Linked DNA regions of Homo sapiens: region 1 is linked to region 2. A link is an interaction called in ENCODE POLR2A ChIA-PET data of the cell type or tissue named here. Cell type or tissue: Panc1. All regions are shown on one strand. Links, peaks and the distances in the headings refer to the core of each region. The heading gives the core; the rest is flanking DNA.

What was found. ChIA-PET counts read pairs that join two places held together with the same protein. Peaks named below come from ENCODE experiments on the same cell type or tissue, not always from the same donor. Only the 100,000 strongest peaks of a DNase experiment are listed, where the experiment ranks them.
Region 1: POLR2A ChIA-PET joins it to region 2 with 13 read pairs; 2 of 35 experiments call an interaction of 5 or more read pairs at or near these places.

Annotation. Positions count from the first base shown.
Region 1 is chr15:98,760,041-98,765,425 of GRCh38, reverse strand. All of the region lies in intron 2 of IGF1R (insulin like growth factor 1 receptor), which reads right to left. Among named protein-coding and RNA genes, the nearest start is that of MIR4714, 22 kb to the left of the region's middle. In Panc1, for the core only: no CTCF peak of the experiment used is centred there; no DNase peak of the experiment used is centred there; H3K27ac peaks cover 939 bases.
Region 2 is chr15:98,433,807-98,439,191 of GRCh38, reverse strand. It overlaps the pseudogene FAM169BP. Among named protein-coding and RNA genes, the nearest start is that of LINC02351, 16 kb to the right of the region's middle. In Panc1, for the core only: no CTCF peak of the experiment used is centred there; no DNase peak of the experiment used is centred there.

The DNA of each region.
Region 1 (5,385 bases), core at 160-5,159, 330 kb before region 2:
GAGGCACAAGAATCACTTGAACCTGGGAGGCAGAGGTTGCAGTGAACCAAGACTGCACCCCAGCCTGGGCAACACAGCGAGACTGTCTCAAAAAAAAAAAAAAAAAAAAAAAAAAAAGGTGTTGGCATGATCATTGGGTGAGAGAGAGAGATATACATTAAGTTTACATCCATCTCAGAACAAAGATTGAGGTGTCTGAAGCCCTGAAGTTAGGCAATGAAAAGCAAATCTTCTGGATACAACTGGATACAATGGACTATTATTCACCCATAAAAAGGGATGAAGTACTGATACATTACAACATGGATGAACCTTAAAAATATTATGCTAAGTGAAAGAAGCCAGACACAAAAGGTCACATATTATATAACTGCATTTATATGCACTATGCAAAATAGGTGAATCCATAGAAACAGAATGCAGACTGGTGGTTGCCAGGAGCTGAGCGGAAAGGGGAATGGGGATTAACTGCTTAAGGGGTACAGGCTTTCCTTGCGGCATGACAAATGTATTTTGGAACTAGATAGAGATGGCAATTGCACAACAGTATGAATATACTAGATGTCACTGAGTTGTTCACCTTTAAATGGACAATTTTATGTCATATGAATTTTACCTCTATAAAAAAATTTTTTAAACAAATCTCCCACCATATATACCAAAGAGGAAGTCCAAAACAGACTCCTGTTTTCTCTGAAAACACAGGGGCACTCAGTGGAGCTGGAAATAGAACAGTATAAAAGAATTATTCGAAGACGAAGAACTTACTGGTTATTAGAAAAAAACTACAAATTGTTTAAATTGGTTTAATATTTTCTATTATTTAATTATCTCTGAAAATGCTTCACAGTACTTATAAAATGTCCTCTTTTCTGTGCTAGAAGCCTCTATTTGTAATGAACTCTACTTTCCCTTATTTGGTAAAAGATCCCAGCATTCTTCCATATGTAATTCCTCTGGTGCAAACACTATACCAACATTCTGTGTGTGTTACTCAGGAAGGTTAATTATTTTAGCACATAATTTTTATTTCTAAAAGTTCCCCTCTTTCTTGTCTTGTGATAAAACTAGTGTAACAAAAAAACAAAAACAAAAAACACAATAACAAAAAAAATCCTGCCAAAGCCTGTTTGTGAATATTACTCCATTCCATTATAAATTACAAGATTTTCTGTGACTTTTTCTGGTTAATAAGGAGAAAAGTTATATCCCAGTAAAGACACGAAAGCTTCAGGTAATTAAAAGCTCTACTAAGTAATGAAAAGCTAATCCTGTAGTGAAGACGTGTGGGCTGAAAGAAGATGAGGTGTTAAATATGCAAACTAAATGTCTATTTATTGCTAATACAGCCCTCACAAGAACAAATCGGATGCCATGACAAGTGTTCTTATCAACAACATTTGTTTTCTTCAAGAGAATTGAAAAGCTAAAACATGGACTTCTGCCTGGCCACACACAAAGCACAGCCCCCTCCTAAGAACCCAGAATGGGAAAGAAAGCTCTAGAAGCAAAGTACATGGCCACTGAAAGCCACATACATGCTAATGAGGTCACGCTGGGCAAGGTGACATCGCAGCTGCAGAGCCTTGTTAGAAGTATGTGACATCTACAAGCACACCTGGACAACCCACTCATTTGGAAGTAGGCTTTATTCGGTCAGGAGTCTCTGAACGACTTTCCAGTCTAAGCATTCAAAATGAAGGCACAAAAGAGGTTAAAACCACTTAACCCAGTTGTAACAAGGGAATTTGTACCAGAATTTAAGATTACAACCTGGATGAGATCAAAACCCTTAGGCTTCCAAAGGGACTTCACAACCTTTCCAGGGTTCTGTGGATGCTACCTGTTAACACGGTTTACAATGCCTCACCAATAAGGAGAGATGGGTGGGGAGGTGAACAAGGCTACCCAGTCCATGCCAAGACAAGGACACATTCTTTGTTCTCAAAAAGAAAAAAAAAAAAAATCAGGAGTCCCAGCCACGTCAGGTGTACCACGGTGACTGTTGCTAAAATCAAACAAGCAAACAAACTAAGGCCCTCCAGGTCATTTGCAACCCTCAATTCATTTCCTGAAGTACAACACCAAAAATTAACAAAAGGAAAGTGGAAGGACCTAAACACATGAAGAAAAACAAAGCCAGACTGGAACAAAACATTTCCCTAACTAGGTTATGTAAGACGAGCACCATAGAATATGTCAACATGAAATAAGAGCTTATCAAAATGGCATTTACACACACTGCATTGGTTTTAATTTTCTCTCAAAGTTGTCTTTTCCTTTTAAATTTAGTTGACAAGTTAGAGTACATGTGATCTCTGTAACAGAAAAACTAAACATTGGAATATATGTTGTGGAGGAATTTTTTTTTTTTTTTTTTTGAGATGGAACCTAGCTCTGTCGCCAGGCTGGAGTGCAGTGGTGCGACCTCAGCTCACTGCAACTTCCGCCTCCCAGGTTCAAGCAATTCTCCTGCGTCAGCCTCCTGAGTAGCTGGGACTACAGGCACCTGCCACCACACCCAGCTAATTTTTGTATTTTTAGTAGAGATGGGGTTTCACCATGTTGGCCAGGATGGTCTTGATCTCTTGACCTTGTGATCGGCCCGCCTCGGCCTCCTAAAGTGCTGGGATTACAGACATGAGCCACCGTGCCCAGCCTGTTTTGTTTTTGTTTTTGTTTTAGTTTTGTTTTGTTTGGAGACAGAGTTTCACTCACTGCCCAGGCTGGAGCATAATGATGCAATCTCGGTTCACTGCAACCTCCACCTCCCGGGTTCAAGCAATTCTCCTGCCTCAGCCTCCCGAGTAACTGGGATTACAGGCACGTGCCACCACGCCCAGCTAACTTTTGTATTTTCAGTAGAGACGGGGTTTCACCATGTTGGCCAGGCTGGTCTGAAACTCCTGACCTCAGGTGATCTGTCTGCCTTGGCCTCCCAAAGTGATGGGATTAGAGGCATGAGCTACTATGCCTGGCCGGAATATATGTATTTTTGAAATATTTTTTCATTTAAAATTTTTTGTGGAACAAGTAATAGAATCACGAGGTTCACAAATCAAAATGAAGTCTGAGGCAGGCGATCACTTGAGCCCAGGAGTTTGAGGCTGCGATGGGCTATGCGCGTGCCAGTGCACTCCAGCCTGGGCAGCAGAGCCAGACTCCATCTCAAAAAAAAAAAAAAAAAGAAAAGAAAAGAAAAGAAAAATCAAATGATATAACAACTTTTATTCATTTCTTATATATTCCTCCAATGCTATTTATGCAAATATAATGGTCACTCTACATGTGCAGGATTACATATCATTCAGACCAAGTGAGCTACATCATCACAAAGATGGGAAAATGTACCCTGAGGTATCCAAACGAACATCATACAGGCCCCCAAACAGGGAACAAATGCTAGGCAGGCAAGATCGACTGATATAACAGGTAAAGAGCAATCAAGGGCAGTGTAGTTAAGATGTATGATTTGTCTGTTTCTCCCACTAAACAGTGAGCCCTCTGCAGCCAGAAACAGTGGCTTGCTCATCACTGTACCCCTCCATACCTAGAAGGGTTGTCTGGCACTTGAAAGGTGGCCAACAAATGTTTGTGGAATAAGTGCATCAACCAATATTCCATCATGGAGGACCTAGGGACTGAATGGGACCTGAAAGGATGGAGGAATATGGAGATACTTACAGAGGCAAAGACTGTCCTGGCAGGGACAACAGTTCAAGCTCACGGGTAAGACCACTAAGCCACTGGATGGAAATGTGGTTGGAGTCTGCCTCAAACCTCAGTGGAAAGGGGCAAGTTCCTGCAAAGATGCATGCATTCACATGGCCTTTCCTGCCTGGAGGTGACAGTGAGTGGTAGTACCTGCACACAGGGCTCTGGCAGACTCAACCAGGTAGCCAGTCTCAGACAAACTGTGGAGGCAAATTACGGAAGGTTTGATCCCTGGCCCTGTCCTCTGTGACTGGTCCATGAAGTCACTTTTCCTGCCTGGTATGAATGCTTCCCCGTCCATGTCCATCCTCGCTTCCTTCCAGGACTCTGTAGCACTTTCCCCTTTCTCAGTGTGGCTAGGCATTGTTTTCTCCCTCCCTCTCTGCCCCTGCAACTCATGTAGGACTCAGCAAAAGCTTGAGAGGTATGCAGTGACAGTACTGTCATGTCTCTGTGACACCCCAAGCCATCAGAGACAACGCCAGCCAACAACAGATGTGCACATACCCAGGTGCTCCACAGTGCCCCTGCAGACTCTCCTACTGGAGAACACTCTGGAACTCAGAGCCAGGGTTGCCCAAGACAGAGAGCTGCAGAGACCAGCAGTAGGACAGGCAGGTCACCTGTCCACTGGCACAGAGGCCAGGTGGTGTTTAGGCCCCGACTCTACCAAGAGGACAACAATCTACAAAGCTCTGTGCTAAACTCATCTCCAGTTTATTTTACATTTGGCAAGACGAAGCTGTTCAGTATATATGTCACTTTGAAATGCTTTCATAAATTAGACATCGAAAAGCAAACAACACGGCCAAGAAGAGCTGAGCGACAGCTCCTTTCCCATTTTTATCACTGTGGTATTATTTGGTCTGTATCGAAGGATGGGTAATCAGAAAACATAAGCCTTCTTACATAATACTCTCCAAATTGGACAGTGACTTGGAGTTCCCAAAACACAATCTCCATCCTAAAACCTCCTACATGGAACTGAAGAGCTGGACTAGACACATTCCAATCACTACAAGTGGTGCCAGTCTGGCCTCCTTCTCCTGCCCGAGACAACCCCTGGCAGACGCCCCGTTGCAAGAGCCAACATGCACACACGCCTGCAATGCCGCAGCGACATGCACTCAGCTCAGCTGGAGACACACAAGTACCCATGTAAATGGTCAAAATGTTCAAGTCTCACAGTAAATAAAGGCACTTGTATTACAGCTATCGTTATAAAAATCTGTAACACTTCAAGAGACCATTATGGAGCTATTAAAAAGATTTTGCATTCAGTTTTCAAGATGACTTAGGCAGAATGCCACCACTATAGTAATTACTTTATTTATCACTATGTAAACGGATTTTTTTTTTTTTGAGGCAGTCTCTCTCTGTTGCTCAGGCTGGAGTGCAATGACACAGTCTTGGCTCACTATGACCTCCGCATCCCAGGTTCAAGCCATTCTCCTGCCCTCAGCCTCCCAAGTGGCTGGGATTACAGATGTGCACCACCATGCCCAGCTAGTTTTTGCATTTTTTTTTTTTTTAAGTAGAGACAGGAGTTTCACCATGTTGGCCAGGATGGTCTCAAATTCCTGACCTCAGGTGATCCACTCACCGTGGCCTCCCAAAGTGCTGGGATTACAGGCGTGAGCCACCGCGCCCAGTCAGATGCTCAATTTAAAA
Region 2 (5,385 bases), core at 259-5,258:
CAGCCCTGCTGTTGCCGTGAGACCACGGACACCAAAGAGGTTTGCAGGGGTACACGTGTCCTTTCCGGACACCAAAGAGGTTTGCAGGGGTACACGTGTCCTTTCCCGGGAGGCTTCAGCCACATCAGTGCTGATGTGCCTCAAGGCACATGAGTGCCTTGAGGGCAGGGGCAGTGGCTGGATGGTGCCTACTGTAGGCCTGGAGCTCTCTTCTGGCCTGGTATACAGAAGGCACTCAGAGAGCTCATATGGGAAGTACTGGGTAGGAATTTGGGCAGATGGTGCTTCTAGAATATTGGTGGCCTTGAGTGGAAAGTCTTGTGGTAGTAAAAGTAACTGAAAATGATAGCCTGGCTCGAATGTGACATTGGCTTCCCCCTTCTCAAATACTGATGGAGCCCTGTTTGGTCGCTATAGTGTATGGCCGCTCTTGGGATGCAGAGACAAGGACCTGCTCTTAGGCCCCAGGTCCAATGGGCTAGGCAGAGTTGTCCCAGGGCCGCCTGCCCTCCTCAAGGGTGGGGCGCAAATCCAGGCTGCTTTAGGGAGCCCAAAGCCTGCTCCCCGAGAGGTGGGGTGGTGCTTTCTCTGCTATTGGGCCCAGCCTTGCTGATTTCAGTAGGATTTTTCCCAGAGAAAGCTGGTCAGGCCCTCTTGAGGCAGACGACCCAAGTTCTTGCCCCTGCTTTTGGGAAAATGCAAATCCAATCCCATTGCCGAGGACATCCCAAACCCCTCTGTGCTCATCACTGACTTTGGAGAAGCCAGGGGCCCTGCTGCCTCTGCTCCTTGCCATTGGAGTTCAGCTGCAGGATCAGCCCTGGGCTGCCTGGTTACTTTGTTGACAGAAGAAGAGGGTTTTACCTTTTTAGGATGTAATAAAGCCCCTCCTGTGGCCTGATGAGGAGACTACCAACAGTCCCAAGTTCTGGGAATATATCGTCTGTTCCCTTGAGCAGTCAAAGGACACACATGGTGGGACCTGTTATTTATTCATCCATGCACCCAGCTGTCCATCTCTCTGTCCATCCATCCGTCTATCCATCCATCATCCATCCATCCACCTAACCATCCATCTATTCAATCCATTCATCATCCATCTATCCATCCCTCCATCCATCCATTCATCCATCTATCCATCCATCATCCGTCCATCCTCCATCCATCATCCATCCATCCATCCTCCATCCATCATCCATCCATCCATCCATCCATCCATCCTCCATCCATCTTCCATCCATCCATCCTCCATCCATCCATCTATCCATCCATCCACCCATCCATCCATCCATCCACCCATCCATCATCCATCCATCCATCCTCCATCTTCCATCCATCCATCCATCCATCCATCCTTCATCCAGCCATCCATCTATCCATACATTTATCATCCATCCATCCATCATCCATCCGTCCATCCTCCATCCATCCATTCATCCTCTATCCATCCATCATCCATCCATCCATCCATCCACCCATCCTCCATCCATCCATCCATCCTCCATCCGTCATCCATCCGTCCATCCATCCATCCATCCATTCTGTTGTACAACAGATATTCAGCATGCTTTCTCAGGGACATGCTCTGTGCTGGGGACAGGGGATATAAGTGAGGTATGGATACTGGCCTCAGGAAACTCTCTTCTCTTTGGAGGAATCTCTTCTGGAGTGTTCCACTGGAGTTTTCATCTCTCTTGCACCCATTACAAAGATGGAAGGGTCCAATTGACTAGAAATATAGTTTAGAGATTCATATGGAGACATCATGAAGCCTGCCTCCCCCCTGCCCCTTATACTTGGGCTCTCTGTGCAGGTGGCACAGACCATAAAAGGAGAGTGAAGTCTACAGCCTAGAGGGTGCCCTGTGTGTGGTGTCAGATGTAACCTTTCACATGGGATGTGTGTGCTGTGAGCATTGTGCTATTTGAGATGAATGGTTAGTATTTTGTGTTTACATGAAAATAAATGTTTAAAAATGTCTCAGGGGTTTGATGAAGTTACTATTCAATAAAAGAAACCTCTCAGGGAAGAACAGCTGATGTATTGATGGCTTTGTTTAAGGGCATATGTACTGACCACACAAGTTAGAAGGCAATGCCGTGGAACTGAGAGCAACCTCCTGCCCAGTCCATGCCAGCTGTGAGGCCGTGTGCAGGGGTCCCTTCCAGCAGTGTGTGCAGGACTGCCCATAATGCACATCTTTGTGTGTGTTGTGTTGTTTTTATTAAATCAATTTTATTTTTCGGTTTTCTGTGTTCCTGTCTCTTATTTTTTAACAGCTGTATTGAGATATTATTTACAAACCTTAAAGTTCCCTCATTTAAAGTAATAATTCAGGCCCGGCGAGGTGGCTTACACCTGTAATCCCAGCAATTTGGGAGGAAGAGGCATGTGGATAACTTGAGCTCAGGAGTTCAAGACCAGCCTGGCCAACGTGGTGAAACTCTGACTCTACAAAAATACAAAAATCAGCCGGGTGTGGTGGCCTGCGCCTATAGTCCCAGCTACTTGGGAGGCTGAGGTGGGAGGATTGCTTGAGCCCGGGAGGTTGAGGCTGCATCGAGTGGAGATCGTGCCATTGCACTACAGCCTGGGTGATAGAGTGAGACCTTGTCTCAAAAAAAAAAAAAGTAATAATGCAATGATTTTTAGTATATTTACAGAGCTGTGCCCTCATCACCACCATTAGTGCCCCAAAATGAAATACTGCGCCCATGAGTCTCTCACTCCCCACTTACCCCCTCCTCCTGCCCTCGGCAGCCACTAATCTATATATAAATTTGCCTCTTCCGGGTATGTCATGTAAGTGGAATCACACAATACGGGGTCTTTCACAGCTGGCATCTTTCACGTAGCATAATTTTTCCAAGGTTCATCCGTGTTGTGGTGCGTGTCATCAGTTCTTACTCCTTCTTATTGCCAAATAACGTCCCGTGGTATGGATGTAGAACACTGTATTTTGGCATTCGCTAGGTGATGTAATTTGGATTGATTTGAGGTTTTGGTAGTTATCAATGATGCTGCCATGAATATACACATACACAAATACAAGTTTATGGCCGGGCGCGGTGGCTCACGCCTGTAATCCCAGCACTTTGGGAGGCCAAGGCGGGTGGATCACGAGGTCAGGAGATCGAGACCATCCCGGCTAACACGGTGAAACCCCGTCTCTACTAAAAATACAAAAAAATTAGCCGGGCGTGCTGGCGGGCACCTGCAGTCCCAGCTACTCGGGAGGCTGAGGCAGGAGAATGGCATGAACCCGGGAGGTGGAGCTTGCAGTGAGCCGAGATCGTGCCACTGCACTCCAGCCTGGGCGACAGAGCAACACGCCGTCTCAAAAAAAAAAAAAAAAACAAAATACAAGTTTGTGTGTGTACATATGTTTTCAGTTCTCTTGGGTACACATCTGAGAGTGGAATTTCTGGGTCATATGGTAACTCTATGTTTAACATTTTGGGGAACTGCCAAATTATTTTTCCAAGTCCCTGCACCATTTTACATTCTTATCAGCCAGGTATGAGGGTTTCCGCTTCCCTCATCCCAGCCAACACTTATTCCATCTTTTTTTTTTTTTGAAACAAAGTCTCGCTCTTGTCCCCTAGGCTGGAGTGCAATGGCGTGATCTCAGCTCACGGCAACCTCCGCCTCCCAGGTTCAAGCGATTCTCCTGCCTCAGCCTCCCAAGTAGCTGGGATTACAGGCGCCTGACACCATGCCTGGCTAATTTTTTGTATTTTTAGTAAAGATGGGGTTTCACTATGTTAGCCAGGCTGGTCTCGAACTCCTGACCTCGTGATCTACCCACCTCGGTCTCCCAAAGTACTGGGATTACAGGCGTGAGCCACCGCGCCCGGGGCCTATTCCGTCTTTTTGATACAGCCACCATCCTAGTGGGTGGGAAGTGGCATCTTACCGTGGTGCTGATTTGCATTGCCCTGGTGACTACTGATGTCAAACAGCTTTTCAGTCATTTGTGTTATCTTCTTTGGAGAAATGTCTATTCAAATCCTCACTTATTTTTGAATTGCGTTGTTTTTATCTTGTTGATTTGTAAGAATTCTTTATAAATTCTGATTTTAATCCCTTTTTGGATATACGATTTGCAGTTTTTTTCCCCATTCTTTGGTTTCTCGTTTCATTTTATTGATGTCATTTGAAGTACAGTTTTAATTTTGTTTTGTTTTGTTTTGGTTTGGTTTGTTTTTGAGTCAGGGTCTTGCTCTATCGCCCAGGCTGGAGTGCAGTGGGGTGATCTCGGCTCACTTCAACTTCTGCCTCCCGGGCTCAAGCCATCCCCCCCACTACAGCCTCCCCAGTAGCTGGGACTACAGGCGTGCACCTCCATGCCCAGCTAATTTTTGTATTTTCGTAGAGATGGTTTTGTCATGTTGGCCAGCCTGGTCTCAAACCCCTGATCTCAAGTGATCCTCCCTCCTCAGCCTCCCAAAGTGCTGGGATTACAGGTGTGAGCCACCATGCTGGCCTAGTTTTAATTTTGACAATGTCCAATTATTTTCTCTTTGTTGCTTGAACAAAGCAAGACAGTTGCAGTAGTAAATATTGTGTGTGTGTGTGTGTCCGTGTGTGTGTGTGTTTTGACATGGAGTTTCGCTCTTGTTGCCCAGGCTGGAGTGCAATGGCTCGATCTCAGCTCACCACAACCTCCTCCTGCTGGGTTCAAGCGATTCTCCTGCCTCAGCCTCCCGAGTAGCTGGGATTACAGGCATGCACCACCACGCCTGGCTGATTTTTAAAAATTATTTTTAGTAGAGACAGGATTTCTCCATGTTGGTCGGGCTAATCTCGAACTCCTGACCTCAGGTGATCCACCTGCCTCGGCCTCCCAAAGTGCTGGGATTATAGGTGTGAGCCACCACGACCGGCTGTGTGTTTTTTTTAAATGCTTGCTCTTTCATTCCCATCTAAAAGGAGTTACTGGGGAGAAAGTGATCTGACTCCGAAATCAACGTGGGAAATCCACAAAGAAGTCATGACTTAGAACAAGGCTGTTTCTGGATCCCACGTTCTTCAAAGGCAGTGGCCAGATGCACATGCCCTGTAACAGTCACACTGTCCTGAGGGCTGCTTTGCCCCACACTCACGAATGGGCTCAGGCAGGGAGTCCATAGTCACTCGGAAGCTTGCATTCCGGACCAGGGTCTGGCAGTGGTGACGGACACTCACTGCTATGCACGGAGCCTTCGAACAGGTTATATTTCAGGAAGCAGGGTTTTGAGACTCTCCCAGCATTGGGTATTTTGTTCCAGAAAGTCTTTGAGAACAAGCCCTTCGGGATGAGGAAGAAATAAATTCAACTTGTTGGCTACTTCCAGAAACCTCAGGGGGTCAATGGATTATGAGATAATTTTTAAAATCCCCATT